Linked DNA regions of Homo sapiens: region 2 is linked to region 1. A link is an interaction called in ENCODE POLR2A ChIA-PET data of the cell type or tissue named here. Cell type or tissue: GM12878. All regions are shown on one strand. Each heading gives the region's core, and the rest is flanking DNA. Links, peaks and the distances in the headings are about the cores only. Region 1 overlaps TENM4 (teneurin transmembrane protein 4). Region 2 has its middle 42 kb from the start of TENM4.

Evidence for each region. ChIA-PET counts read pairs that join two places held together with the same protein. Peaks named below come from ENCODE experiments on the same cell type or tissue, not always from the same donor. Only the 100,000 strongest peaks of a DNase experiment are listed, where the experiment ranks them.
Region 2: POLR2A ChIA-PET joins it to region 1 with 5 read pairs; 3 of 35 experiments call an interaction of 5 or more read pairs at or near these places.

The regions. Positions count from the first base shown.
Region 1 is chr11:79,394,202-79,406,995 of GRCh38, reverse strand. The region is part of intron 1 of TENM4 (teneurin transmembrane protein 4); the gene reads left to right. MIR708 (microRNA 708) reads left to right here and starts at 4,887; the gene lies at 4,887-4,974. In GM12878, for the core only: a CTCF peak has its summit at 6,072; no DNase peak of the experiment used is centred there.
Region 2 is chr11:79,477,123-79,489,916 of GRCh38, reverse strand. No RefSeq gene overlaps it. Among named protein-coding and RNA genes, the nearest start is that of TENM4, 42 kb to the right of the region's middle. In GM12878, for the core only: no CTCF peak of the experiment used is centred there; DNase peaks (open chromatin) are centred at 6,916 and 8,026; H3K27ac peaks cover 237 bases.

The DNA.
Region 1 (12,794 bases), core at 5,911-9,910:
TGGGCCCAGCACAGAGCATAGAGCCTGGCACAGAAGTAGATTGTCAATAATTACTTGATGATCAAATTTTTTTGCTTTCCTTTTGATACAGATATGCTTTGTTTCCTTAACCTCTTCTATCATAATATGCTTTGGGATCTGATAAGGAAAGATCAGAGTAAATATATATTTCTCTCCCTGTATACTCTGCTGCCCATATTTTTTTAAAAATACAGTTTTTAAAGAATTATCAAATAAGACTTAGGAGCCAGGAGACCTAGATTCTCCATTCTGCTTTGCTGCCAGGCTTAGATGTGACAAAGGCCTGACGCTTAACTCTTGGGTTCTTTTATTCCTGTGTAAATGGAGAAGGCTGGACTAGATAGGTGTTTTCCACGGGGGACTGGGACCAAATGGTTGCGTGTGTTACCTAAGCACGGTGTTAAGTAACATTGGATCACATGGTGAGAAAGTCTTGTTTCACTTCCTCTTTAATCTTTCTGATTTAGTGGAGGAGAAAGCCTGATTTTGGCACTGGTAGGTATTTAATACCTCGCCAATGCTTGTTCATCTCCCTGTTTAACAGAGACCTGAGTTTGGATGAGGAGGCAACAGTATTCACCTTGTTTTGTTCATCATATTCATTTTTTAACCTTTTTGTTTTCTATTCATGAAAAGATGGTGTTTTTTTCACTTAAGATAATGAGATACATTTTCCTTTTAAAATAAATTGATTCCAGAAACAAAGAGTCAGTTGAATGTGAAGAAAAATTGCACTAGGTTAATAATAGAGCAGATAGGCTGGGGGTGTGGCAGAAATCCAAAAGATGGAAGGAGCCTCATGCCACAATGACTGTCAGCAAGTCTCGGGTGCTACAGTGTAGGGAGAACAGAACCTTGTCTTTGGTCAAGATTGTATGTCTGCACAGTCAGGCCAAGAAACATCAGCCCTGGTGCGGTGGTTAAGGCTGGAACCATCAAAGTGAGCCCCCACTCCAACCTGGAGATCACCGTAGAGATTCTGGTCCCAGCTCTGGGGCAGGGCCAGATGTGTGCATTTGTAGACACCTCCATAGATGGGGTTCTCGCCCATCCGGAGTTCCAGATAAGGACATGCAGTTAAGAGCACATCTAGGAGCTAGTTGTTTTTTTTTTTTTTTTTTTTTTTTGAAATCACAATGCATTCAGAGAAATTAGATGGACAAAAATGTTTACCACATCATTTTTATATGCGTAAATCATTGGAACACACCTACCTGCTCCACATTAAGATAAGAGTTAGTTATGAAATCCCTGGACAAAATATTGTATATCTATTCAAAATGATATATATGGGGAACTGTAGAGATGTAGAGAAACGTTTATGGTACAATGGAAGGTGGGGGGAATAGTAGACAAAATTGCATCTATAGCTTTATTTCAACTATGTAAAAGACATAGAAACAATTACAAGTAAACATGTTAGAGTGTTACTGGTTGTTATTTCTAGCTAAAGTGATTATGTGTCTTTCAAAAAATGTCTTTTTTTTTTTTTTTTACATTCTAAGCCTTCTTCTACAATTCTAAATGTTGACTATGCTCTCCCTTTCCTGTCAAATGACGAGCATCAATCAGACCTAATTAAAATCCTGTTTCTGTCTTGACTAATGTGAGACCTTGGAGAAGTCCTTAACTTTGTGATCCTCAGTTTCCCCCACTGAAAATTGGGAAGAGTTCCTTTCTCATGGGTTGCTGTGAGCAGTAAGTGAGATGATGCATGAGAGACACTTATGAGGGTGCCTAGCTCATAAGCCTCGGAAGAAATAGTACCTGCATAATAATAATGTTAATAATAATAATAATGTTATTGTTGTTATTGTTTTCCTCATTATTACTACTAGTGAATTTGAAAGGCATAACAATTTACTAAACCAAAGAGTCAAGCTGTAAAAAATGTAATTCTGAAGTTCCTCCCCTCTGCCTGTTGCATAAACACACGCAGGCATGCAGAGTGACATAAGTCAACAAATGCACATGTGCACACAGTCTTCTCTGGTGCTGCACACTCCCTGTGCTAGGAGTTTCCATATCCACAGGTTCAGGAACAAGAGGACAAGCTTCATCTGGTCCTCTTTGTCTACTATTTTGTCTACTATTCCCCCACCCCCCGCTGTCTTCTATTGTACCATAAACATTTCTCTACGGCTCTACAATTCCCCATATATATCATTTTGAATAGATATACAGTATTTTGTCTTGGGATTTCATAACTAACTCTTATCTTAATGTTGAGCAGGTGGGTATGTTCCAATCATTTGTGCATATAAACACTTCCTGAGGCATCTTTTATCTGTCAGACTCCTTGCTCAGCACACGCAACATTCTTTTTATTGTCTTTTTCTAAAAAAAATGAGGTAAAATTCACAGAACATAAAGTTAACCACTAGTCATTCTAAAGTGTACAATTTAGTGGTGTTTAAAACATTCACAGTGTTGTGCAACCATCGCCTCTATGTAGGTCCAAGACATTGCATCACAGCAAAAGGAAACTGTACCTATTCAGCAGTCACTCCCCATTTCCCCTTCCCCAATCCCCTGGCAGCCTCTAGTCTACTTTCTCTCTCTGCAACTTGGCTTTTAAATTTCTCTGCAGCCACACATAAAATTTAACCCTTATGTTTTCTTAGTTGTGCTCATTGAGCTTTTTCCCCTTTGCCATTTGGTTAAAGATCCTGTGAAATGAATAAGTGGACTGAATCCCCACTTCCTTGTTTGGAAATTTTAGGTTCTTTGCAATTGAAACCAAAATGTCTGTGTGAATTCATTTAAAAAGCAGATTTTCTTTTCCACAAAGGATTTGGGGCTGTTTGGGGCTTAATTATTATGTCAGGTGATCCAGCTTTAGTCCAGATGAGGACCCTTTGTAAGAAGCTTTGCCATGAGGGCAGCAGCTTCAGCGGAGGGTCAAGGTCCTTCTGAGCTGGGAGGCTGAAATGGAACACATGTGGCTCTGAGCCAGTGAAGTGCTTTCTTGGGACTGCCCTGCTGTCCAGGAACTGAAGCTGGGTTCAAATGCTGACTGTCATTCTCTGGGCATGTGACCATGGCCAAGCTAATACACATGATGAGCCTCAGTTTCTGCATCTTTGAAAGGGTGATCATTGTGAGTATTTTGCAGAGGATTAAATGAGATAAGACTGGTGAACCACCCCCACCACCCCCCTCAACCCCCCGGATTTTTTGGCCTCATAGCTTTGCTTCTATGCATGAAGTGCTGAATGCCATTTCTGGTACTGACTCAGATTCTTCATGTGCCAGTCTGGGTACTGACTTGTGGAGTGGATAGTGGTTGAGGGAAGACAACTGGGGGTGGGAGGAATGGGAGAATGTGAGTGTCGAGGGGTGGGCTACCTCTTGGGCACTGGCAATTACATGACAGTGGAACAGCATTGCAATTTAGTTTTGTGTTTTTCATTGTAACCCAACTGGCAACAGAACAGTGATGGGAGATGGAAAGGGTATCAAATTTGACTAGTGAGTTGCCCCTTTTGGTCCCTTCCTTAGAGTAAGCCTCAGTTTCTTCATCTGCAAAATGGAACTATCAGTGCCTTCTCTGACTACCTCGCAGAGTTGCTGTGAAGAAAAAGTGAGATAAAAATGTACCTGAAAGCATTTGTAAAATGTAAAGTGCTGTATAAATGTAACTGATTATTGTTTCATTTAAAAGACATGGTTTTGTTGATATCTCATGAAAAACAGTGCTAGTCCTCCCATTTAGTCATGGCGACAACCTTTTTGTCATAAATGTGCATGGGAGAATCGTTGGTTAGTAGGTGTTTTCCTTTATCCAAGTGGTCTGAGCTGGAAAATATGGAGAATTCCTTCACTAAAGGGCCATATCTTTTGACTCTATTGACAGCATGTCATGTGGAACTCAAAACTGCCTTCGTGAATGCAGATAGATTGCATCTATTAGCTGCCTCTTGTCATCATGACCTGCCAGAAGGGAAAATAAAATGTGCCTACAAATATTTCAATATTTATGTTGTGTGAAGGTTTAATATTCATTTGGAGCAGTGAATGGGGAAAGAGAAAAAAAAGTCCACATCCTTTACTTTGGAAATTGCTCAGTTCAACAAGAATTTATTGAGTACCTACTATGAGCTAGTGAGTGAATGATATGCTAGTGTCTACCAAAGAAAGACACCAAATTCTAATATTGACAACTTCATGTTTGCATACTTTGTCAGAAGCCTTGGAGAATCCCAAGGTCAGGAGTCTTTGCTCATTCCTATGGGGGAACTGATGAAATCTGCCCAGAGGTTGGGGAAGAGGGAAGTAGGTGAAATGGCTGCAGAGGAGAGGTGTTTGTAGTAAAATTGGGGAAGAGAGGAGAGTGGGAGGGGGTGGATCAGACCTCAGAAACACACTCCTACCTGTTAGGATGTAGGTGTGTGCTTGCACTTGTGGGTGGGACCAAGAGACAGGTGTCAGTAGCCTGGAGTTATAAAAACCAAAATGCATTGAATAATTGGATGGGAAACCACACATAAGAAAAGGACTCTTAGCAAGTGTATTTTTTCCAGCAATGCAAAAGTGAATTTACAAGCATATTGTTGTAGCTGTGAAGGGGCAAGCTCTACTAAAGGGATAGATGGTACATGAAAATAAGTTGTAAAATGTTGTTAATTGAAGAATATGTTGATAATTTGTGTCACTGATATTCAGTGTTTTGAATATGTTGTCATTGTCATTTCTCATTATGTAAAAATATAATAATTTTACAAGTTCACTGGTGACTTCATTCCCCTAACCCTATTTTTTCCCCAATAAGGTCCTAAATTCCTGAAGCCTGACTTCTCCTGCCCCAGGGGTTTTCAGAAACCTAACCCCCATGGTTGGCGAGGGACTGCTGTGTGTGAAATGGTAACTGCCCTCAAGGAGCTTACAATCTAGCTGGGGGTAAATGACTTGCACATGAACACAACTAGACTGTGAGCTTCTAGAGGGCAGGGACCTTACCCTAGTCATCTCTCTTCTCACCCTGCACACCCTCCCTGAGGGATCTCATCCATCCCCATGGCGTCAACCACCACCTGAGGACCCTCTAGGCCTGAATTGTCTCCTGAGTGCCACACCCAGCTCTCCAGCATCTTCAGTGTTCCTCCCCGGGTGGAATGCTCCACAGCACTGCCAACTCAACCTGCTCACCAAAACCCAGCTTGTCATATCTCCTCTGGGCCAGCCCTGGCTTCCAGGCTCCTGGACTTGGTCCCCCAGATCAAAGATCCAGGGGTCACTCATTTGGACTGAGCTTGATGGAAAAGTGCTTATGTTTCAATGTTAAGTAAACTGGGGAGCCTATCAAATGTATAGACATGATGAACTCATTGATGTTAAGTACATAGATGGAAAGAGAAATGCTTCAGAATGTATTAGTGGTTGCCTCTAATGGTAAAATAATGATTGACGTTTTCTTTTTCTGACACCCTTGTGCTTTCCAAATCTCCTGCAAAAAGTATTTATTACTTTTGTAACCAGCAAAAATGCCTAATAAAAATGATTGACAGGTCTCCATTTGAGTGTCACCTTTTCTGGGAATTATTGTTTATTCCTTTGCATCTCAAAGAGTCTGAGGCTCCGGGGTTAGACAGCCTCAGCACGTGTGCTTACCCTGTTGGGGAACTTGTTGCACTGTGTTCTTTCTGTAAATCGGCTCTTCCATTAGTCTGTGAGCTCCGAGAGGGCAGGAATCATGGTTATTCATCTCTCATTTCCAGTGCCTAGCACAAGGCTTGCATACATAACTGCTCAATACATGCTTGTTCTTTAAAGGAAGAGAGGGAGGGAAGGAGGCAGGAAAACAAAAAGGTGAAGGACACCAGAATTCTCAAATGTTATACCTCCATGGATCCCTTGTATTATTTCCTGTCCCCAAGATCCTTTGTTTATTAAGCTTTTGAATCTACTGTACCACTGATTTTTCACTCGGTAGTTTGAATTTTTCTGTTTTTTAGTAATCATAGGCCTTATAAATCCCAATCAGAGCTTCTCAGGGCCAAGTCTGGCATATGCCACCTGCTGTCCCAAGTCTGACTTGGGCAGAGTGCCCCCTGCCTGACACCTAGGTCATGGCATGCAGGGCTATCTCCAGTTCTCTGGAGCTGAGTGTACCTTCTGGAGCTTCTTTTAAAGTGGAACGATGGCAAACTGCAATGTCTGTGGGAGGAGGAGAGCAAGGGAACAGATAACATAAGAATAGAAGTGACAATTGCAAACTTCAATTGTGTGTTTCCTCTGTGCAGGCACTGTGCTATGCATCAACACGCACTGTCCCCTCAGCCCTCACAGCAGCTCTGTGACACAGGCACTATTACAATTGCCATTTTGTAAGCAAGGAAACTGAGGCTTAAAGATGCATTAGATGGGGAAACTGGAATTTGCACTGATTGCAGAGCTTAAGTCCAGCACTGCATCCCTCTTCTGAAGTTCCAGGAAGAGCACAGGGAGGAGAGGGCAAGAGAGATGCCTGTCAGGAGAAAGGAGCAGTGTTTGCAATTTCAGAGCCTTGTTTGGGGATGTGCCAGCATAGAGGAGTTTAGCCCCGAAGGCACAAAGCCCTTCACAAAGTCTGTGACACTCCTGAAGTTGTAGGCAATTTGTTCCAGGTATGTGCATTGTCTGGGAAGGTCTTCAAAGGAGTCTGTGTGGTTAAAAAAAAAAAAAATGGTTAAGGAAGCGGACCATGGAGCAGAAAGTTGCAGTGACTGGATTCTGGCTCCAGGCTGCAAATTTAACCATTGAATATCACCCAACAGGATGGATATGGGGATATGGTCTTGTTGATAAAGCATCTCCCTCACACAAGACTTGGAGAAATAATCCTGGAGGGTGTGTGTGTGTGTGTGTGTGTGTGTGTGTGTGTGTGTGTGTGTGTGGTGTGTGTTTATGTGTCTCCCAGGTATTTAGAATCAACTGATTACCAAATCAATCAACAAATATTTATTCTAGCAGAGACTTGATAGCTCTCTGGTTTGTCAGGGTTGTTTAAAGAAGGATTTCTGCCTTGGGTGGGAGTTTGGGCTAAAGAGATAATAATAATTACCATTTATTGAGTGTTGGTTGTGTGCCAGCCAACTCTGCTGGGCACTTTATATACATGATTCCACTTAATCCGCACAACAACACCGACAAGGAAGGTTTTATAACCCATTCTTTACAGAGAAGGAACTCAGAGGGTTTGAATATCTTGCCTAAGGTCATAGTAATTCAATCTGTGTAAGTAGAGGAGCCAAATTTGACTCTACGTCTGTTTCCAAGATTCCACATGTTTCTGTTTCTCTCTTTTTTTTTGATGTGAATGTATGTGTTTCCACCAGAACTAAGATCCATCAAGTTATCAAATTAATAAACAAATGTATTCAAGCAAGACTCGATGCCTGTTAATTAGCCAGGCTGTATTATAAGGGAGCCTTGCTTTGAGTAGCATCTTGGACAAGATCGCCTCCAAGTTCCTCTCTAATTTTAGGGTCTCCTCTCAAATTCCAAACAATCAGTTTTAAATTTTTCTGATAAAAACTTATTGCTCTCCCACTCCCCAGTTCTTCTTCCTTGGCTATGGTAGCAGGGACCACAATCTTTCTCTGCCTTCCTAACAGATTAGTCCTTGTCCATAAGCATTTCAAATAAGAAGAAAATACCCATGTAAATATGGGAAACAACTACTCATTTCAGCTGATTCTCCTTCCCCAGAGAAGAATATGGAACCAGTAGATTTCTGCTCATTGAAAGAGTTGGAACTCATATTCTGTGCCTGGTGGACTGGCTTGCCTTCAGGAAATTGCTCGCTAATCAGAGTGAGAAATGGCACAAAAAATGCTGGGAATCATTTGGGTGGGTGAGATCTGGGGCTGTCTTTATGTTTCTGCCTATGGAAAGTCATGATACAGGGTAGTTACAGTGACATCTCCCTGCTGAATAAATCCTGTTCTTTTGTAATGAAGCATGGCAGCCAGGCCTAGCACACTTCCCTCTGCACACCATCCTGCTCAGGCCTCTGTGCCTCGGCTGTGCTGTTCCTTCTGCTTGGAATGCATTCACTGTGTCCACTTAGCCAATTCCTACCTATTCTTCAAGCCTCAGTTCCAGTGTCCCCTCGAGGGCAGGCAGTGCTTTCCCATCTGCCCTAGGTCCACTCTACCAGCCTCTACTTGGGCCCCCAGCATACCTTATCTGTCTTCCATCTCCTCAGTTTAGAACCTAACACACTGTGGCACTCTTTTTTTTTTTTTTTTTTTTTTAAAGCATCTGACTATCTTCTATCACAGGGCCAGGTACTCAAAATATATTTATTGAATACAGTTGAATATATTCTGTGATCATCCCTGATCATGTTAAGTTCTATTGGGTCCATACTATTTAGTAGCCTAACCCAGGTAGGACTAAAACTAAGCCACTTGTTTGTGCAGCAGTTTCTGATTACAAGTGGTTTATATTCCTGTCCGCACTCAGTGAAGAGGAGCTACCACTGTTAGTATTTCCATAATGTGAATAGATGAGAAAACCAAAGCATAGAGAGGTTAGATGGTCTGCCCAGGGTCATGCAGTTTGTAAGTTGCAGTGGCCCACAGCCCAGCTCTCTCTCAGGACCCTGAGAGGTAAGGCTGGATGAACATTGCTGACTGTTAAAAGCACCTGACCACTGAGCCAGGTGAGATGCGCCCACCCCTACTTGTCTGCTGCTCCTGAAGATTCACAGGTAAATTGAGCCTCTTCTTATTGGATTCTATTTTGAACTCATGGTGCTGGGGGTTGTCCTAGATTAAAGGACACATGAGGTGGGGAGTTGCAAAGCATAGGAAAAAAAAAGTAAAGCACAGAATGTGTAGCAAACTTGGGCCGATGCTGCATTTTCTACCTTCTGTCTGCACTGGATTCCTTATAATTTGTCTTGCACAAATTGGGATAAATACAAACAAGCACACATATGTAAATTCATTCATTTAAAAAATAATCTTTCTGAACCTTAATTTTTCCTCGCTGGGAATGATAGTCTTTTGTGCAAGGATGTCACACAAATTTAATGAGAAAACTCATATAAATGGGCCTTGCATGGTGACAGAGCTGGCATTTCCAGACTGTTTTCCTTCTAACTTTCTACCATGCAACCTCTATTTGACAGTATCTGTGGACTGGTTTGCTGATTGCTCACAAGCCCCAGAAGAAAGGAGGGGGAAAAATCATACAAACTGCCCTAAGTTTTGGGCCACTCAGCAGCCAGCCCTCCCTAAAAATTCTGAGATAAGAGAAACATTGCCAATAGAAGTACTGTGATCCCCCAGACCTGAGTGCCCTTCCTGGCTTTTGCCTTCCTGGCTCACAAAGCCTCCTAACCCTTTGCATTCTCTACTTACTCTTATTCTGTATCTGGTTGCTGGGGTATCCTTCCTTTTTGACCATGAGTGGCAGTTACCTCTGGCCTGTAAAGGAATTATTCAGATGCCAAAAATTTGGAGATAGCCAGTTAACTCAGGAAATGGTATCCGGAGAAGAAGCAGGAGTGACACATCTTTGGGGTTCCTGGGTAGCCATGTAGCACATAGTTGGAGGGGGCAGGCTTTGAGTCACTCAGAACTGGGTTAGAATCCTGACTCTGTGGCTTACTGGTTTTCCAGCTTTGTTCCAGTTACTCAGTCCCCTGGGCTTCAGTTTCTTTACTTACAAAATGGGGATGTTAATAACAGTAATACCTATAACTATGGGGCTATGTTGAGGATGAAATAAAATGATGTATAAAAATCAATGAGAACACTGCCTGGTACATAGTGGGCTACCATGAATTTTCTGTCCTCAGCCATGACTAGCTGGAATGGCCTTTTCCTTCTTAGCTCCTGCTTTTCCTTGAATCTCATCCCTTTGAGTGTTCTGCCCTAACACGTCAAGCCAAATTCTGTGACTTCCTCTTCTGAGGCCCAGAGGTCTGCCATCTGACCTATAGAGTCCCTGCACCTGCGTCCTTGACTGGGTTCTGAAGCCCCCTTGACACAGTGCTCAGGAGAAACTCAAAGAGGAAATGAAAGGCAGAGTCCCTTGTATCAATGACAGCAGCCCAGGCTCCCTCAACCTTTGCCTTGGCAAACCGACTCAGACAGTATTTTCATTTGATTCTGTCTTTCTTGGCTTTGGTTGTGACTCATAAAGCTATTCAAGCCACTCTATTTTCTCTGCCCCTGAGAGACTAAATGGTCCTATGGAGTGTGAACCAGAGAGGAGAGAGGTCTTGGGAGACCCAGTGGCCACCATGCCTGAAGGTTAGAGGGGAGAACCATGCATGCGTCATACAAAAGAAAGGGAAGTGGACGCTTTGGCTTGGCCGCTGGAGCGCTATTATGCCTCTAGCCATTCCTTTGCCGGCCTCCCAATTATGGCTGCAATTTGGCAGCCATTTCCTTGCCCTGGGGTGGAAGGGGTCCCTGCAAAGGTATGAACAGTTGGGCTGCTTTGGGAGCCAGGAAGGCAGAAGTGACCATTTAGGTCTGGGGATCACAGGGCTTCTATTAAGAATGGTCCTGTTGTCTCAACTTTTAGGAGGGACTGAACCCTGAATGGCCCAATTTTGTGTGATATTTTTACCTCCTACTTTCTGGGACTTGCAATAATAAAGTAATTAGCAAACCAATCTATAGCTACTCCTTGAACAAGAACTAGATATAAAGCATGATACAAAGAACCATGAGAGATAAGAAGCTAGGATGGGGTAAGACACAAATTTAAAAAATGCCTAATTGGACCATACAGTGGGGGAGAATATTAAGACTCATACAGTTGGAGTGGTTGGAATTCTAAGAAGCCATTAGGCTGGTCAAGAAAAGCTTACAGAAGGATCAAGCTTTCATCTGAGTCTTAAAAATGTGTTGGCCATGAAGTACTAGAGATGGATGGGAAGAACATAGGCAGGGGGAAGGTCTGAGCAAAGGTGCATCCAGGAAAATAAATGCATGAGGACTTGATGTTTGTTGCACACCTGCTGAGAGCTAGACACTTGGTATGCCTACCAACTATAAACTAAGACTAATATTATTGCCTCCATTTTACAGATGAGTAAACTGAGGCCAAGGAGCTCCAACTAGCTCTTTGGCTGCTCAAGAACAGGGACAAATATGTCTTACTTATCTCTGTATCCTGAGTACAGAGTTCCAGAACAGGCCTCTGATAAATATTCACGGATATTAAAGGCCATAAAGCAGAGCCAGGATTCAAACTCAAAATCCCCCCAAGGCCTGTGTTATCCAGTTATTGGAGTGAGTATGAAAGTGTTTCTAAAAGAGGAGTGGGCAGTAAATGTCCAGAGAGGATTGAGGGGAATTCTGAGTAAAATCCAAGAGGTAGGACCTGATGCTATACCTTCTGGGAGCCATAGAAAGCCCCTGGGCTGAGTAATCCGATGCCTGTGGCCTTTTGGAACTTGGGCGAATTTGTCAACAACAACACGGAGCTGGTGACCGATTGAGTGGGTCATGTTTTATCCTCTTGCTGCATTTCCTCAGAGCACCCTGTATGCCCGGTCCTCTTCAGGAATGTGTTCCTGGTGGCAAGTTCTTGTCCAAAGTATCCTCCATCTAGACTGTGAACTCTGTGCAGTTAGGAATGGAGTCTGTGTGATTCACCCCTGGATCCTCAATGCCTGGCCCTGGAATATAGTAGGCACTCAACTATCACCTGATGTGTCAATTTTAGATAACGATGGTTGGTACCTATACAGATCATTTCCAGAGGCGTCTTGCTGACAGCAAGGGACTGGAAGGAAAATAGCTGATGTGAAGAGATGGCAGGAGATGTAGGAATTCAGGGAGGAATTAGTTGTTTTTTTCTCTGTGTTGCAACACTTGGCTCATCTGTTTGGGCACCTTCTCCCTGTCTTGATTGGCATATTAGCTTCCTACAGCTGCCATTGCAAAGTACCACAAATGGAATGGTTTAAAACAACAGAAATTTATTTTCTCACAGTTCTGGAAGCTAGAAGTCTGAAATCCAGGTGTTGGCAATGTTGGCTCCTTCTTGGGGGCTCCAGGGGTGGAATCTGTTCCATGCCTCTGTCTGGTTCCTGGCTTCTGGTGATTGTGACACTCCTTGGTGCTCCTTGGCTTGCAGCTGATAAGTCCAGTCTCTGCCTCCGCCCTCACATGGCTATCTTCTCTCTATATCTTCATGTCTTCACAGGGTGGTTTCCCCACTCTGTGTGCCTGCTTGTGTCTCCTCCTCTTCCTATAAGGACATCAGTCATACTGGATGAAGGGCCTACCCTATTCCATCAGGACTACACCTTAACTTACATCTTGATTACATTCACAAAGACCTTGTTTCTAAATAAGGTTGTATCCACAGGTACCAGAAATTAGGATTTCAATATAGCTTTTGGAGGAACATGATTCAACTCTCAGTAGTTCGTTATCACATATTAGTGTTAAACAAAATAATACCTCTATATGGTGTTTTATGGGTCATGCGACAGTGATGATTGCATTAAATTCTCACACTAACCCTAAGGGTAGCTGGCATAATCAGCCCTATTATATATTCTGAAACTGAGGTTCAAAAAGTGATTTGCTCAAAATTATACAGTGTAGAAGTGACAGAAGGAGGAGGACCTGAAGCTGGGACTTCCAACTCATATATTGTTCTCTCCCCTTGTGCTTCTGACCTTGGGAGCTGCTGGGATGCGGGGGTAGGCATGCCACCCTCCTCACATCCCCACAGGGCTCACAGGATGCTTGAGGAGAACCAGGTGCTCTGTAAATACTTGTTGGCTTGAATTGCATTCAGAAGCTCACCCTTGC
Region 2 (12,794 bases), core at 5,614-9,613, 83 kb before region 1:
TGTGCCACCAGGTATTAATTAAGAACTCTACCAAATGACTATGATTTATGTATACTTTTAAAAAACTTATTAAAGATTACTTTATAAGCCACCATGTTCCAACATCTGGCTTTATCCATCTTTTCTTAAGATAGTTCTAATGTAACGTTGGTTTCTTTTTTATTTTATTTGTATTTTAGAAATTTTGAAATATGAAAATGTAAATACCAGAGGGATTTATATACATTTTAAAATTTGAAAATAAAAAAGAAACTTTTTCTATAGATACCCAGGAAAATTGAGGCAAAAATAAAATGTAAGTAGCAAAAAAAAAAAAAGAGAAAGCTTTTATGAACTAACACAGGAACCAGAAAACCAAATATCTAATGTTCTCACTTATAAGCAGGAGCTAAATATTGAGTCCACATGGACACAAGGAAGGGAACCCCAGGCACTGGGGCCTACTTGAGGGTGGAGGGAGGGAGGAGGTTGAGGACTGAAAAACTACCTATGGGATAATATGCTTACTACCTGGGTAACAAAATAATCTATACACCAAACCACTGTGACATAGTTTACCTACATAACAAGCCTGCACATGTACCCTGAACCAAAAAGTTTTTTTTTAAAAAAAAAAAAAAGCTTTTACATAGATATCTTAAAAGCACGTCAAAAATCCACCTTATCTTGGAATCATGAGGAAAAATTATATAAAACATAAATTAAGAAACTATAAAATTAGATGATGCAACAGTTAAGCTTGGTGACCCAGGCATGCCAAGGACCTAATGTTTCTGAGACATGGGACAGAGGCTTGAAAGTTTTACAGGGTCTGACTGTATTCTCCATAGCAGGCCGCTGATAGCACTCCCTCCCTTTGAGGAGCAGCATAAGAAGCCCACGAACAGGGGATGTGAGGGTCGTTCTGTTAGCGTTTTTGTTGGCCTGTCCTTCATCAGCAGCCGATGCTATTGATCATGCTGGTGGGAGAGGTAGCGAGATGGCTACTATATTATCCTCCTCATTTTTGAGACTGAAGATTTGTTGCTCCCTTAAGACGGGAGTACTAGAAGAAAAAACAAGTTGGTGTCCCAATCAGCCAGTTTCAAATTTCCAGCTGTGGCATTTTCTAACTGAGTGACCTGGGCAAGTCACACAACCTCTCTGATCCCCAGTCTCTGTATAAGTGAAATAAAGATGTGAGAATTAAAGGATACAGTGATGTGAATTCTCTTCAGTAGAGGGTCCTCGCCATGCAAATGGAGACCCCTCAGTTCTTTTTGTGGAATAAGGAATGATTTTAAGGAATAAGGAATGTATGTAAGTCAATCCATACATAACACATTTACAATTCTTTTAATTATTCCAGGATGGGAAATGAGGTTAAAGTCAGCAGGCAGTGTTGGGAAAGCGCCTGGGAGCTGGGTCTGGGCCAACAGACGGTCCTCCTCCGGGAAGTTGTGAAATGTAGCTTACCTAGAGATTTTGGAGCAAGGGTTAGATTGCTCTCCCCCACTTGGCTAAGTCATGGTTCCATGGGGAGAGGGCTGGTCCTTGGTGGCTGCCAGAATCTCTTTAAGGTATTTGTGGCATAGCTGGCATTTTTCACATCTCAATTTTATCAAATCCTCACATTAATTTTATGAAATCGTCGTTATTATACCCATTGCACAAATGAGAAAACTGAAACTCAGAAAGGTCAAGTAACTTGCCAAAGATCACAAAAGAATGGAAGTCAGGCCTCTTTCTGTCCCTTCTCAGGAAAGATGTTTCTTGATGATTGAGGAAACTTCTAGAAGTAGAGTTTCCCAAAGTGGCATTAAAGCATGGCTTTACATGATTGAGGCCAATTGTTAAGCAAGCAAAACATGTTCTGCCAATGGATATAGTCCTGTTTTGGGGCACCAGGGTACAGCCCTAAAGGCCAAGCTGAATTGAACTCACTGGACTGGATTATTTCCTGGAACCCAAAGCATTAATCTTCATATTCCTAGTGGCCATCTAAGTACCTAGCACAGCACTTCTCTAAGCCTCAGTTTCTTCACCTGCTGAAGGGAGACAATACCTGTGCCTGCCTTATACTGTTGTTAGAAGACTAAATGAGTTTCTATATGTGTATTAGTCAGCAGTCAGCCTGGACTACCATAACAAAATACCATAGACTGGGTGGCTTAAACAATAGACGTTTATATCTCACAGTTCTGAAAGCTGGAAGATCAAGATCAAGGTGCTTGCAGATTCAATTACTGGTGAGGTTCCTCTTCCTGGCTTGCAGAAGGCCACCTTCTTACTGTGCCTCACATGGTGGAGGGGAAGCCCTCTTTCTTTCTTCTTCTTCTTATAAAGCCACTAATTTCATCATCAATGCCTACCCTCATGACCTCATCTAACCCTAATTATCTCCCAGGGGACCCATCTCCAAGTGTCATCACATTAGGGATTAGGGCTTCAACATATAAATTTTGCAGGGACACAATTCAGTCTATCGCAGTATATAAAACTCTTAGAACAGTGCCTGCCATATGGTATGTGTTGGCTGTTACTATTATTATGTATTATCATTGACTGCAAAATCCACATTCTTTTCACTATCCTATCCTGCCTCCTATATTGGAGTGATTATTTAATATAAAACCCAATGCAAATATAAAGAAAGGAAGGAAAAGAAAGAAGGAGGGAGGGAAAAAAAGAAAGCAATCTGACTACACAGTGGAGGATGAGATTATAGTCAGGGTGCCCATGTAGGTGTCTATAGCTATAAGACAATCCAAACTGACATTATGTGAGAGGATAGAGTAGGGGAGCACATAGCATTAAAATTCACTTGTTCCTCCCACCTCCTCTGAGGAGAGATGTGGCTTCATCCTGGCACGCAGGAGTAAGGGTAGCACCACCCTGAGAACAGGCAGACCTAGTTTCTAGACCTTGCCAATGACTTTGTGTACAGCCTTGGGAAAAGCACTTATCCTTCCTGAGCTCTGTTTCCTCGCTCACTTAAAGAAAGGATTGGGGTGATTATTTTGGAAGTTCCCTCCAAGTCCTGTGACAGAAGGGAACAGGTTGTAGTGGCAAGGCTGCAGACTTTGCCACCAGGCAGACCTGGATTTCAGTACTGGCTGTGGCTCTTACCAGCCGTGTGACCTTGATCTAGTCATAACCTCTTCAGGCCTTGTTAATTTCAATAATCTGACTCAGCACCTCAAATAGTTTCCTCTTGTTCCTCACTCACTGAGATTCCCTGACTTCTCCAACCAAAGGCACATCCACTGTGCCTCAGAGAGAGAGAGACTTTGCCCCTGGAGAAGAGAGTGAGCCCACTTTTATTTTCCTTCAAGTATTTAGGCCCTTTCATCTTCAGCTTATTTGAAAAGGCCACGAGGACAGCTTTCAGGCAAGTTCCCAGACACTGCTGTTTTGAAAGCTCATGAATGACGAGCGCATTCCCAAAGTCACCAGTATCCAGCCAGGAGATGTCATTTCCCTACATGACTAAGCCCCTCCCAGTTAGCTTGCAGATGCTCACACCTTTGATGGCCCTTTAGACAAAGTGAAAGCAAAGGCAGTGAGATCAAAGACCAAAGACTGGAGGGGAACTGTTCTTAAGCTGCAGACACTATAAGGAAGAAAACCAAGAAAATCCAGATTACTTCTGGGGATGCTGAGGGAACACACGGGGGAGGAAGTTTGGATACCTGTAAGAACTTGGGGATAAGGAAGACTCCGTTCTGAGACTCAAAATGCACAATCATCATCATTACATTGTCCGAGCAGGATGTCTGGGGTGTGATCCAAAAACAGCTCTATTCAGTGTGCTCTGTATGGCTAGGTCTACCCTGTCCCCTCGGATAAAATGTAAGGCAAGTTCCATCGGGTAGCAAAAAGTCCTCCAGTCACTTTCCCCACCAAAAAAGGCTCAGTTCAGTAATCAGCATAAAGCGCCCCATGTAATTGTTACAGTGTCCAAATCCATTTAAAGTGAAAGCTTCTCCATCCCCTGGCTTGAGCCTGCTCCCTGGTGGCCCTCTGCATTTGAAAGGTGGTGTTCTGGTTGCAGCTGAAGGGAGGAGAGGGAGGGGCAGCACAGTTCTTGCCTGACTGGTACTCTTGCAGGCTCTGAAGGCACATCCCGGCTGGCCAGCCTCTCAGAGGGCACATTCTTGGCTGCTTCTGAGCCCTCAGTGCTAGGAAGGGTCACCCACGATTCTCTTAAGCCAGACAAAGACCCCTCCCCTGGCTGATCATTTAGGACTCTTTTCTCAGTCCCTAGGTGTCATCTTTTGCTTCCTTCTGCTTGTCCCTAGCTCCTCGTGGTGCCCCTCATTGTCAGTACGTGGGACCACCCTGCTCTCTTTCTCAGGTAGCCCATATACCTGGTGCTGAGAAATTCTGAGAAGGCAGGTGGCCCCTTGGTCCAGCACTGTCTCTTTGCTCCTGTCTGCTCAGTAGCCAGCCACAATCTCTTGCCCTTTAGATTTCTCAGATGTGAGTTGAACATCAGAGTAAAGTGTGCCCAAGCACCGCAGAGACATATGGAGTTCTCTGAGTGGGCTCATGGAAGCCTTGTCCCTAGGCACAATGAGGGAAGGACATCACCTATCTCTGGGGGCAAAGCTGGAGCCCAAAGCTCACTGATGGCTCCCTCAAGAATCCCCTCCAAATTTTCCTAGACCACTGCAATTCTTTTAAAGGCAGGGGTCTGTGAACAGTATGTCTGACCAATCAGCCCTATTGGTCTTATACCTTACTTGATAACTGGGAGTATTGGACACCCTTTCTCAAAATGTTTTAGCAGAAACAAAGACATGAAGAGTCCTTTGTTAACCTCTGTTACAAAACAACCCAAAACTGAGCAGAGCAGAGTCAAAAATGGCTCATTCAGCAAAATTTTAACATAATCTCACAAGAAGTATTTCATTTTCTAAAGAAAGAAGGTGTATATAAACCACAGTGTTAAAAATAGTCAGTGTTGGATGGTGCATCAACAGGCACTTGTTATATTATTCACTGTAGTTTTGAAATTTCTTGAAAGAAAAGAAAGTCCATATCAAATAAAAAAAGAGAAAAAAGGTGTTAGTTCATTCATTCTTTTTTTATTATTATTTTATTTTTTGAGACAGAGTCTCGCTGTGTTGCCCAGGCTGGAGTGCGGTGGCCGATCTCGGCTCACTGCAACCTCTGCCTCCCAGGTTCAAGAGGTTCTCCTGCCTCAGCCTCCCAAGTACCTGGGACTACAGGCATTCGCCACCGCACCCGGCTAATTTTTGTATTTTTCATAGAGACAGGGTTTCACCACATTGGCCAGGCTGGTCTCGAACTCCTGACCTCAGGTAATCTGCCCACCTCAGCCTCCCAAAATGCTAGGATTACAGGCGTGAGCCACAGCACCCGGCCTCATTTATTTCTTTATGCAACAAACATTTACTGAGCACCTACTGTAAACACTGTGTTGGGTACTAGGGATCCAATGACTAAATGTCCTGGGATTCTGCCCTCCGGGAACACAAGGGTAGAAGCACTTGGGAGCTTTTACATGGAACATATTTTTAATACCATGGCCTCTCAGTATGCATGCATTTAACTTAAGCAGTGTGGTAGGCAGAAAAGGGCCCCCAAAGATGTCTATGTCCTAATACCCATACCTGTGAATATGTTGCCTTTTATGGCAAAAGCAACTTTGCAAGTGTGATTCAATCGAGGCTATGGAGATGGGACATTTTATCCGGGTTTATCCAGGTGGGCCTGACTTAATCACAAAAGGTGTAATAAGTGAAAGAGGAGAGTCAGTGGAGATGTGAAGTGGAAACAGAGGTCTGAGCAGGCGACTTGCTGCCCTTGAAGGTGGAGGGGACCCAGAGCTACAGAATATAGGCAACTCCTACAAGGTGGTAAACACAAGGAAATGGACTCTCCCCTGGAACAGCCCTGCCAACACCTTGTTTTAGCCCAATGAGACCTCTTTTAGACTTTTGACCTCCAAAACTGTAAGATAATAAATTGCTATTGTTTGAAGCCATTAAATTGGTGATAATTTGTTATGGCAGCAATGCAAAACTAATATAAGTAATTTTAACTAAAATCATTCAATAAAGGAAAGGAGGAGGAAAAAATGGAGAAAGTGAAAAAGAAAAATGATACGTAATATAAAGATTTGAAATAGGGCAGCAATTCTGCCTATCTTTCTGCCAACGAGATGTGCCCCAGAGCAGGCCTGATGATGCTTTTTCTCTATTTGGTCTCAATTTTTTAATGTAAACGTCTTGCCACGCTATATAGCTTTAGGGAAGTCTTGAGGGCAACGATGCTCTATGCAATTTTATACATATTTCCTGATTTTTTAATGTAAGCCCTAAACAGATGACATTATTCTATTGGAATTGAGAGGCAGTTGACTCTAGTGATTAAGGGTTTGAGCTGTGGAATCACACAGACCTGAATTGAGTAGCTCGTCGGACCTTTACTAGCTATGTGACCTTAGACAAGCTACTGCACCTCCCCTGTTCTCAGTTTCCTGATCTGTAAAATGCAGAAATAATGGCACCTTCCTCCTTCTTTGTGGTAAGGGTTAAGTTAGATAATGTATATAGAGTGTCTAGCACACAGTAAGCTTCCAATAAATGATTGTAGTTAATACAATTCAAATTATTATCAGGAATATCCCTGCTGTTGGGACAGAATTGCTCTCCAGTGGCTAATTTGATAATTTGCCTCCTAGATACTTTGCCTGCCTCTAGTATAGCTTGCACAAGCCCATTATTAATAGGCTTCCCATTCTTATTTGTTCAGTAGACGAAGTCTTACAAAAAATTGGGTCCTGTGGGGAAAACAGTGAAAAGTAGATCCTTCATAGTGAAAAAGATACCAAGGATGTCATTATTTACAAATATGATTCAACTAACGTATAGAAAGAGGAACTCATGTACCCAAAGACAGCACCACAGGAAGGCAGACAAAGAACTAGAATCTGGGCCTCCCAGCTCCCTTCTCACTTCCTTTCCAGCATGCCACCCACATACAGACAATGTCTAATTACAAGACTGCTTCAAAATTATAAAATCAGACTATTGAAATCTCATTAGAGACCTCGACAGAGACCCTGTTTTAAACTGGGGTAAGTGTGGGTATTCCTTGTGCTGTCCCTTGGTGATTTGTATATATCCACTTATCTAAATCTGACTCCTAAAACGAAATATGCAAATATCAGATGTCAAATACCAAAAAGATTGAGTCTTTTCCACTTATCCAACCTTCCAGCACCCTTTGTTGCCATTATTTTTTTCCCCTGCAGAAATGTACTATAAGAACAAACAGACAAAACAAACAAAATTAGCTTTTCTAAGGTGGACACAAGGTTAAGTTAAAGAGGCAGCCCCTTTTAACCAGTGATCAGGAGAGCTTCCTTCTTGAAAGTACTCCCTTCTGTCCTCCACCCCCAGGTTGTCCACAAAACAACATTGGTTCTGGACTTCTCAATGGGGAAAAGTCTTTAGCTTTTTCAATTGAAATTTGGAAATAATCCTGAGTCTTTTGGGGACGAATCTGATGAACATACTGAGTGGCCAAGTGGGAGACACTGAATTCTCCTTGAGTTCCTCCAGATTCTGCCCGCTCTGGAGGCTCTTCTGAGACTCAGAAATGAGCACCCTGGAAGCTTGTCCCAAAGGAAAACCCCCAGCGTTTTGAGCAATGGTAAAAGCTTGGGAATTTGATTTTTTGCTTAGGGGAGAATTTCAAAAATAATGTCCACGTTTGCTGAACACTTAATACACCTAGGGGAGTCTGCCAGGCATCTCCTGTAAATGTATAATCCTCATAGCTATCCTGTCATGCAGATATCATTATTGTTATTACTCGTGTTTTGTAGATGGGGAAACTAAAGTTAAGAGAGTTTCAATCATTTGTTCAAGGTCATACAGACAGGAAAAGGGGAAGTCAAGATTTGGAATTGTATCTCATGGGGTCCAAAGTTCATGCTCTTAACCCTACACTGTTCTGCATGGGAAGCTCCTACAAACCCTAACCACCAGAACACACTGACGTAGAAAGAGAAGGAAGAAAACTTCTTGAAACTTTATGATCATGTTTTGGTGTCTCCAGTTCACTCATTCAACAAATAAACTTAAGTACCTACTTTGCATGGAACTCATGATTAATGTGAAGTGTTAAGCAGCAAGCAAAACAAACCCAGTCTCTGCCTTCCTGAAACTGAGAGTCTAGTCAAAGAGATGGACATTAGCACTGGAGCTTTTTAAGGAGAAGAGCAACATGATCACAAATTCTCATTTGGGAAAGAGCTCTCTGGCTACAGTGTGAAGTAGACATGACCCATGGAGCACCAGGTTCAAAGGAGTTTTTTTAAAAAACAAGAATTTATATCTAAGAAAGTCAATTTCTCCCTTCCTCCTCTGGGCTGCCCCACTTTTTGTTCTTCTTGTTTTTACATCAAACCAAGTTGTTTTCCTTTGATTTCCAGGTCTGTTTTCACTTCTTGACTGTGAGCACTTTCAGTTTAGAGTTTGTCTGCTTTTGTATCCCCAGCATCAAGCATATTGCCTGGCACACAGTTATTTCATATGCATACTACCTGACATACAGTTGTTGCCTGGCACATAGTTATTACATATATGTATTGCTGGCTCATAGTTATTACATATGTATATTGCCTGGCACATAGTTGTTACATATACATATTGCCTGGCCCATAGTTATTACATATATGTATTGCCTGGCACATAGTTGTTCCCTGGCACATAATTATTACATATACGTATTGTCTAGCACATAGTTATTACATATAAATATTGCCTGGCACCTAGTCAATACGTACACCACACCTATTGCCTGGCACATAGTCATTACATACACCACACCTACTGCCTGGCACATAGTTATTGCCAGGCCAATGACTATGTTAAACGAGTGACTTCTTACTGCCCATAAAGTTGAATTATATGTGTTGCTATTTAATAGATAAAAAATATATAGTTTATAAAAGGCTTTACCTGGGGTGTGTGTGTGTGTGTGTGTGTGTGTATCTTTAGTTAATCGTCTACCAACAATCCAGAGCACAATCACTTTTAGCCTCCAGGCCTTACTGGACATTCCTTTTGTTTGCTGTATGGTTGCTAATGTCAATCACATAAAAAGGCTTGTTAGCTACCAGTGGTGTAGGAGATGAGTCTCTGTTGATCATGCTAGTTGTCATTCCATGATTGAGCATTTAATTAATAACAGTTGATTTCTCTTTAGTTGATTAAGAAGGATATCATTTAAATTTAGTAAAGTGGAAAATTGTGTTTGTGTTTATTGTTTTACTTTCAAAGCTGATTCTCAGGATTTCTTCTCTTTTTTTTTTTTAAAAAAGCCCTTTAATGTGCCAAAAATCATAAATAAATATAACCTAATCAAAAATCATGGTGAGAATTGAAACGTCAACATAGACACAAGCTTCTCATTTGCTTATTGTTGATCTTAATTAAATACAACATATGTTCACATTTTTAAATTTCATATATATTTTAATCTATTCTTTTCTCAGTTTACAGTTTTAGTTTTTATGTTGGGAACTTCTTATCTTATATTCATCACATTTTAAGGATCTTAGTCCCAGATCTTTGTGATCTCAGTTTTCTTCTACCCATTAGTCTAATTTCCTGTGCCTTCCCCCATTTATTCATTCATCCATCCATCCATCCACCCATCCATTCACTCAGTCAGTCAGTCAATGAACACTTCCAGAGTTCTTCTTCTTTCCCAGGTGCTAAACCTGAACTGAGAAAGGCACAGTCATTTGTAGGGAGCTCGTACTCTGCCAAACAGAGCAGACCAGGCCTGCTCGTGTTTTAGTATCAAAATACAGAACACTGTTTCAATGAGAACATTCACACTGGAAAGCCTCAACACATGCCTGCCTGGGTGATTCAAAGTGCTAATGACATTAGGACGACATTGTACTTTCCCCTTTCTGATGGTATTGCCAAAAACTGCTAGAAAAGTTCTAATTCCAGCCTACTTCCTTGGAATGCTGAGAGGATGAAAACACATAATGAATTTGAGATGTTTTAAAACCTGTAAACTTCTGTTCCAGAAAGAGTAATTTCAGCAGCAACACTTGTGAGACTAAACTTTAGAGTTCATTCAGAGTTAGAGGCTCTTCTACCTCATAGAGTTGGCTGGGATGGAAAATGTCACCCCCACTTTATAGATGCAAAAAAGAGGATGACTGAGGGAGTCTCCCATAATGCACATATATCCATTGCTATAATTGATGATAATAATTTCACGTGTCCCCATTTCCGTGACTTAATCACATGGAGTATTTTAAAGCAGTTCAATGTCTGGTGCATAATAGATGGGCAATGAATGTTCCTTGAAACTGACTTCCACTAGCAGTTTTGAATATCACTCTACAATCCCCACCCTCTCTCCAAGTGATGGGTGTCTTTCTGGAAAGACCATGGAAGAAAGGATTAAAGAAAGAGAGATGTTTGGCCTCCTCCAAAAACCTGTGATTGTCTGCCATTTACATTGGTATGTCACCATCAGTAGTGACGTGTGTGTAATTTTTACTTATACTAGCTTATAACACCATCTGCTTGATGTTGCTAACGATTTACTCTTCAAATTAGAGTAGATTCATGACTACTATGATAAATGTCACTCTTGCTCTTGAGTGTTCAAGGGGTTTTTTTGTTTTGTTTTGTTGTGGAGGAAGGCAAAGGGTAAATGGATAGCCAGGCAACAACAGGCTGAATCTCTTTATTTCCCCCACTTAGCCTTATCTTCAGGTCTTGGTTTCTGGTTTTGGAGCCAGCAGAAAGAGGATCTCAACATCAAAAGGCAGTGATGTTCTACGCCAAGAGATTCTGGCATGAAACCTCGTGGGCTACACTGTCCCCACTCACCCGCTCACCCTGGGTTAGTGGAATGAAGGAAGAGGCCTGAGCACTGCAGAGTAGCACTGGGGGAAGACTGTCTGTGGAGGAGAATCCTGAGGAATGGAGAGCTCCCAGTCCAGTGTGTGTTGGCCAAAGAGGCGCTACCTCAGGATAAGAGATAGGCAAGTAGGTGAATGAGCCTGTGGAAACCTCAGCCCCAAGCAGCAATATCACAGTCCCCAGTGAGCTGTCCACACATGGCTGAGAGCTCATGAAGCAGCCTCTAGCTACTCCCTAGCTAGGGAATTCAGGGATCTAGAATGCTGAAGGGGATACTGAGTCAGATCAATAAAAACAAGATTGTCTAGAATCTAGGCAATCTATATCTTTGGCAACAAAAGCAGCTGTAGACTCTTCTACTGGTGGAGAGAAGTCTCCTTTAGCCCCCTGGCCTGGAGAGCTGACAGCAGGGTCCAGACTCCCTCTGGAACCTTCTGACCATCTCCATCTGGACTGACGCCCTCCATGCCTAAAGCATACCTGCCTACCTGGCCTTGGCTTCTCCTCTCTCCTGTATTAAATCCCATATTGGGCGGGCACAGTGGCTCTCGCCTATAATCCCAGCACTTTGGGAGACTGAGGTGGGCAGATCGCTTGAGCTCAGGAGTTTGAGACCAGCCCTGGGCAACATGGTGAAACCCCATCTCTACCAAAAATACAAAAAAAAAAATTAGCCAGGTGCAGTGGCACATGTCTGTGGTCCCAGCTACTGAGGTGGGAGGATTTCTTGAGCCCGGGAGATAGAGGTTGCAGTGAACCGAGATCGTACTACTGCACTCCAGCCTGGGCAACAGAGTGAGACTGTCTCAAAATCAATCAATCAATCAATCAGTCAATTCCATATTACCAGTTTCACATCATTTGCTTTTTCATGGTTTACTTCCTTGTTTGCGGGGGAAGACATTCTCCAAAAGCTTTCTGAAACAAGGTATATGAGAGGTAAAAATTTTTGAAGCCTTGAATATCTCAAAATGTTTTTATCCCACCTCACTCATAGAATTCTGAGTTGGAAGTCATTTCTTCAGAATTTTTAAAGTATTACTCCTCTGTCTCAGTTTCTAGTGTTACCACTGAGCAACTGGAAGACTTTCAGATTCCTCAGCTCTTGTCTGAGCTTACTCCTCTCTGGAAACTTCTAAACTCTTTTCTTTGTCCCCAGAGTTGTGAAATCTCACAATGATGTGTCTTGGGTGGGTGTATTTTTATCCACTATTCTAGGCACTCAGTGGGCCCTTACATCTCGGAACTCATACCATTCAATTCTGGAAACATTTTTGAATTATTTTATTAATGATTTCTTTACTCATTTTCTGTTTTCCTTTCCGGAACTCCTATTATTTAGATATAGAATCTCCTACATCAGTCTTCTCACTTACTTATCTTTTTTCTCATACTTTTCACTTCCTTGGTTTTGTTTTGTATTTTGGTTTAATAAGAGATCTCAACCTCATCTTCCAATCCTTCTAATGGGTATAATTTCCCTGAAAGTTTTTCTTTTCACTGTCCTACTCCCTACATGGATTCCATCTTCCCCAAGTCTCCTTTCTCTGTTTTGGTCTCTGTCTTCCATGCTAGTGGCTCTCTTCAGATATCTGCCCATATTTAAGAACTGGGGATGAGAAGCTGGTTGAGCTTGTAGGTGGGGCTTATCACAGTGAATGTCACTGCAGAAGAGCCAACCAAGCCAGTGCTGGGAACACCCAATGTCAGTCCCTTTGGGTCTTCTTGGAATGAGTCAGATAAACTAGACTTTCAGAGAAGATCCTTCCAATACCCTGTGTGGTAGGAAGAATAATGGTCCCCAAAAAGGTCCATGTCCTAATCCTTAGAACCTGTGAATATGTTACTTAACAGGTCAAAGGGGGCTTTGCAGATGTCATT